Linked DNA regions of Homo sapiens: region 1 is linked to region 2. A link is a contact called in ENCODE Hi-C data. All regions are on one chromosome and are shown on one strand. Each heading gives the region's core, a stretch centred on a gene start or an enhancer-like site at or near the end of the contact. The rest is flanking DNA. Distances are from core to core; before and after follow the strand shown. Region 1 has its middle 130 kb from the start of TRIB2. Region 2 overlaps MIR3681HG (MIR3681 host gene).

Evidence for each region. A loop is a pair of places that touch in the nucleus more often than their neighbours do. Pooled maps may share reads with other maps.
Region 1: a loop to region 2 is called in a map with no recorded cell type, with 2.5 times the contacts of the local background. The contact joins two enhancer-like sites. A Hi-C loop is called at or near these places in 3 of 37 single-sample maps with no recorded cell type and 5 of 50 pooled maps.

What each region holds. Positions count from the first base shown.
Region 1 is chr2:12,586,975-12,589,674 of GRCh38, forward strand. No RefSeq gene overlaps it. Among named protein-coding and RNA genes, the nearest start is that of TRIB2, 130 kb to the right of the region's middle. Within about 2 kb of position 1,422, at least 8 of the 41 ENCODE cell types and tissues checked have a DNase peak (open chromatin) inside an H3K27ac peak, as active enhancers do.
Region 2 is chr2:12,285,868-12,288,567 of GRCh38, forward strand. The region is part of intron 3 of MIR3681HG (MIR3681 host gene); the gene reads left to right. Among named protein-coding and RNA genes, the nearest start is that of MIR3681, 88 kb to the left of the region's middle. Within about 2 kb of position 1,429, at least 4 of the 41 ENCODE cell types and tissues checked have a DNase peak (open chromatin) inside an H3K27ac peak, as active enhancers do.

The DNA.
Region 1 (2,700 bases), core at 172-2,671, 300 kb after region 2:
GGACTGTGAACTCATCTGAGGCTTGGCATTTTCTTCCAAGCTCACTGTTAGTTTGCAGAATTCAACTCCTTGTAGTTGTGAGACAGAACTCCTGAGGTTCTAGAAGACACCTGTCATTCTCTGTCATGTGGCTCTTTCCACAACAAGGCACCTGTTTTAAATGGCTCGCCTGATTATATCAGACTCACTCAGGATAATCTCTCTTAGACTACCTCAAAGTCAATTAATTAGGGCCCTTAATTACATTTTCAAAATCTTTTCACCTTTGATGTATAACTGATCTAGTTACAGAAGAGATACCCTTCCTATTGCTCCTACACTCAAGGGGTAAGTATTGTACAAGGATGTGGGCCATTGGGGGTCACTTTAGAAGTCTGCCTGCTGCATGGGCTCTTCCCTCATTGTGTGCCTCCTCGGGCTTGCATGCTATCTAGAGGACCCAATCATCCCACAGAAGAATGATGTCAGCAGGAAAGGCCGGGAGTAGAGTGTATGTGCACTGTGTAGCCTGTGAGTAGACCTGGTTGGCTTTGTGACCTCAAGTAAGTCATTTCAAGTATATTTGCTTTTCCTATTGGGAGTCAATTCTCCATTGGGTTTTCCCATTTCTGAAGGTATTGCAAGCAGAAGCACTAAAAGATAACTATATTTTCAAGGATGTTTGTATAGCAAGAAGCCTTGGAAGATATAGATAGCATCATCCTCCAGAGTAGAGGGTAAGTTTGTTAAGTGCCAGGTAAAAGAAAGATAATGTCTTCCTTCTGGGAAAAAATTCCCACAAGTTTGCTTGCAATCTAGTATAAAAGATTTGAGTTCATGAGATTGGAGTTCCTCATTTGTGATGCACACCTGTGCATGCAGCATTCACCTGAGTCCACTTTTGTGTTGCCTCCATTAGAAGTTGGAACAAGGCGAACCAATGCAACCATGAAGTTTATGCTGCTGTCTGTGTTGTAAACAATGGTCCTTTGTCTCTGGTCCAGGAGTCTCATTTCTTCTGCCGGCACTCATGAACCTGCAATAGCTAACTTGCCTGGTTGCAAAGAAAAGAAAATCTCAGATATTCCATGGTTCTTAACATTTCCCCATAGTACCTTTATATGAGGGGTGCTTCCAACTTCACTTGCTTAACACCATGACCTATGGTCCTTCTAACTCACCCTCTAGTATCACTTCCTCCTTGGAAAGTTTCTTAACTCATCCCCTTTCTTCTAGAAAAAGTCATTCACACTCTCTTCCACACAGTACTTCCTCCTTCCTCCTTAACCACAGTTTCACTTTCCAGTTTCACTTTTCAGTTACCTATGGTTAACTGCAGTCTGGAAACATTAAATGGAAAATCTCAGAAAGAAATCATGTTGTAAATTGTGTGCCATTGTGAGTAGCATGATGAAACCTTGTGCTGCCTTGCTCTCTCCTGCCCAGCACTTGATTCATCCCTCTGTCCAATGTATCCACACTGCGTATGCTCCCGGCCTGTGAGTCACTCAGTAGCCATCCCAGCTCTCAGAATCACTGTCCTGGTATTGCAGTACTTGTGTGCAGGAAACCTTGTTTCGCTTAATAATGGCCTCAGAGTGCAACAATAGTGAAACTGGCATATTGTGATCAAGGTTCTATTTTATTATTGTTGTTAATCTCTTACTGTGCCTAATTTATGAGCTAAACTTTATCATAGGTATGTATGTACAGAAAAAAGTGTAGTATGTATAGGGTTCAGTACCATTTGCAGTTTCAGGCATCCAGTGGGGGTCTTAGAACATATTCCATAGAACATATTCCCCACGGAAATGGAGGGACTACTGTATTACCCTTCCACTTATGCCATAAAGGTCAGATTAAAAGGAAAACTGTCTTCCCCAAAACTACACATCATTTTGAGAATAAGGAATTGCAACATATCTAGTTCTATATAAAATCTACTATAGAGGACTTTCCCAAATATTTTACTTTTCAAATCAGATTAGTATTTGGAGAAGAGACATTAACATGAAGCAACCTCAGTAAACATTGGTATTGGATCTCCATAGAAGTCTCTTAACGGGATTATTAACAAAGGGGGCAAAGAAATGTAATTTAGGTGTAATTATTTCTCTGGGGATTGGGAGTTGGTGATGACCTCCCAAGTTCATTTCTTGCACGTTGTCACAAACAAGGATATCAAAACCACTTTAGGAACGCAATTGGGTAAGAGATGTATGTTGCAAAGATCATGAATAGTAAATAGAAACTTGTGACTTGGGAAAAAACTTCCAGTGACAACCTTTTATAAAGATTCAAGAAGATCTGCCTCTCAAACCTAAATAAAGATTAGGCGCACTAGGTGACTCAAAGAGCGCTTTGATTGACAAGGAAGACATGATACTGAGGAGACAGGATGAGTTCAAATAAACTTGCATCAGGAAATGAGCAGAGAAAAATTAACATACTTTACACATGATTGAATGTTAAATGTGTAGCTATTTTGAAAGGTAGATATTTTATTATTTGGCTACCTTAGTTATTTGTAGAGACATTGTGTGTGTGTGTGTGTGTGTGTGTGATCCTATTTTGCACTTCCTGACAAGGAACCTGTGGCTGTCGTTATATTCACAGCTCTGCTGTATTCGGTGGTAGTTAGTAAACGTTCCCTGCATCTTGCACGTGATAGACAGTCTCCACTTCTGAATGAGATGAAGTTAGAGATCATTGTATCCTCAA
Region 2 (2,700 bases), core at 179-2,678:
ACCTGTGATAACATTTCACTCTGGGCATCACAAGTTACATATTTGGCCTCAAGCATAATGTATGAATTGCAGCTTTTATTAGGAGACCCATGCTTCGAGATTTTTTTTTTTTTTTCCTAAGGAAAAATGTTAAGAGGGATGCCCACCTTCCTTGGCTCAGGCTCTTTGTTCTCCATAGGACCAGTCAAAAATCTTTCAGCAAATACTATTTACCTAGGATTACCTGGACTACTATCTGTACAGCAGGTTGACAATCTAAAATATTTAAGATATAGTCTCTGAAAAAGTTAAATCACATCAATAGCTAACTGTGAAACTGTGCTCTGGACTTGAAGCTGTATCTGATTCAGGGGTCAAAGAGAAAGAGAGGGATTTTGTTGCAACCAATTCTTTATATTATATAAAGCTTATTATAAGCATTTGTTACAGTTGTTTTTTCCCATATATTATTGAAGTGCCGTCTTTGTCTGGGTTAAGTACCAGAGGTTCGTTGTCTCACACTAAGAAAATCAAGGATGTGGACACACAAGTAGTGAGTTTAAGACTGGAGGTTTAATAGATAAAAGAAAGAGAACAGAGAGTAGCTCTCTCTCCTGCAGAGAAAATGGGGAGCCCAAGTGGGTCTTCCGGTCTGTGGTGAAGTGCAGGAGGTTTTATAGGCTGGCTTGAGAAGGTGATGTCTGATTTACATAGGGCCCAAAGATTGGTTGGACCAAGTGTGACGTTTACATAGTTTGCAAAGAAGCTGGCTATGCCACCCTAATCTTTTATTATGCGAATGGATTTTCCACCTGGCCTGCTCCATGTTGTCTGCTCCTCACTGCATATGTGGTTGACAAAGAAAAGGGAAAATGAAGCTGCCCTGTTGAACATGCCTAACCCCTGTGTAGCCTTTTCCTATTGGCATGGCTGCTGGCATTCACTCACGCAGGCTTCCAACTTGCTTATCTATGTCTTTAGCTTGATCTTACAGGCTGCTTTGTGTTAGAAAAAAAGTGATTTTAGGGCTGCTTTTTATTAAAAGGAAAACCTTACTGAGGACTTCCTTATTCTCACTATCTGCCTGAATAATTTCTTTTTAACTCCTATATCATTATTTTATTTCCTATAGCACAACAGTCATATAAGACTATTGCCCCAATTTTAAGTTAGAAAATTGATGCTCCAAGAAATCAAAATTGGACCCTCGACGCAGTCAAATGTTTATGCTGATGCCACCAATGGGTATGTAGGTGCAGGCCATCAATCTGGAAGGAGTAGGACTTTCCCTTTAAATCACTTGCCAAAGCCACTAAGTATACATTAATACATTTGTTCTTTGCCCTTTAGGAAAACTGTTTTCTTGAAACAAGGCTACTTATTTTAGCTTTCATAACCCAAAATGAAAGGAAGCACTATGATAAAGTTCTCTATGATAAAGATCTTTCCTGAGATACTCCCTTTTTAAGCATTGAACCTTACCTTCCGGCGTTTCCTGTTACTCATCTGTTATATGTCTCTGCCAATTACAGAAGGGTTTTTTTTTCTGTATTCCCTTTTCTTCACTTTCACTATTTATTCCCCATTTGTAAACCATCAAAAGTTTGTGCTTGAAGCCATTCGGCTTTCTTTAACTTTTGACATGATTCAGTTCTACAGCCAATTTCCATGTCATTCCTCATAGAAAACAAACAAACTGAGCCCAGGACATAAATTTCAGAGTCACTCAGCTGGGGTAGAGGACTGGGAAGGTGTCTGGCTCACAGCTCCAGGCTGGCAAGGCAAGCACCGGCTGCTCCACACCCTCACACCCCTGGGAGAGGAGTCTTTTCGAAACCCAGGAAGCCACTAACCTACCCAAATGAGAATTTGTTTTTGGGTAATCACCAACTAACACTTGACATAAACAGCATAGACAGCCCTGAATTAGGCAACCCTGAGTTTGAGTCTTGACCTTGAGAAAGTTGTGGGCTTTTGCTTTATTAGCTATAAAATGCACATAACAATAGTCTTGACCTAGTAAAAGGCTGTTGGAAAGATTAAAAGAAGAAATGATTAAATGAGATAATGCCTGGCTTAAGTAAAGTACACATTTGATAAATGTTACCCATTACTATTTATGAAATGCTTCTCTAAGAAATCAATTTCCTATTCTCTTTCAAGTCAATTGACTATACCTTTATTTTTAGCCCTTGGGATAAAGCTTACCAAGTCTGGATCAGATAGATTGAACAATGGGTTGCTGGAGATAATCAATAAATCCAGAAAGTGTTGCTGGGGAAGAAGCTTAACAAAGACCCTCTTCTCACATGGCCATAGACTGGGGGAGTATGCTTATCTGATGAAGGTGACCTCATCTCAGCCTTCCAAGAACACATTCTTATCCTTTCTCATCTCTGGTGGCAGCCCCCACCACAAACGCCTTGAGACCATAGATTCTCTTTTCTCTCCCCCATCAACTATGAACAGACAAAGATCCTAAACTTAAACTGCTGAGAAAGTTTAAAGGGTGGCTCCCCTCCCCAGTTCCGTGCCTTGAATGGAAGCTCAGTGTCAGGACAATAAACTTGTCATCCTGTTTACATTGGTTTTTCAAGGTTAATGTTGGAGGGAAGGAGGGCTTACTTGAATACCCTCCTTGAATCAGAGCATGTGTATTTGCTTATAAATTAACCATGCTAGGCAGAATTCATATCAGTAGCAAACAAGATACTGGGGGAC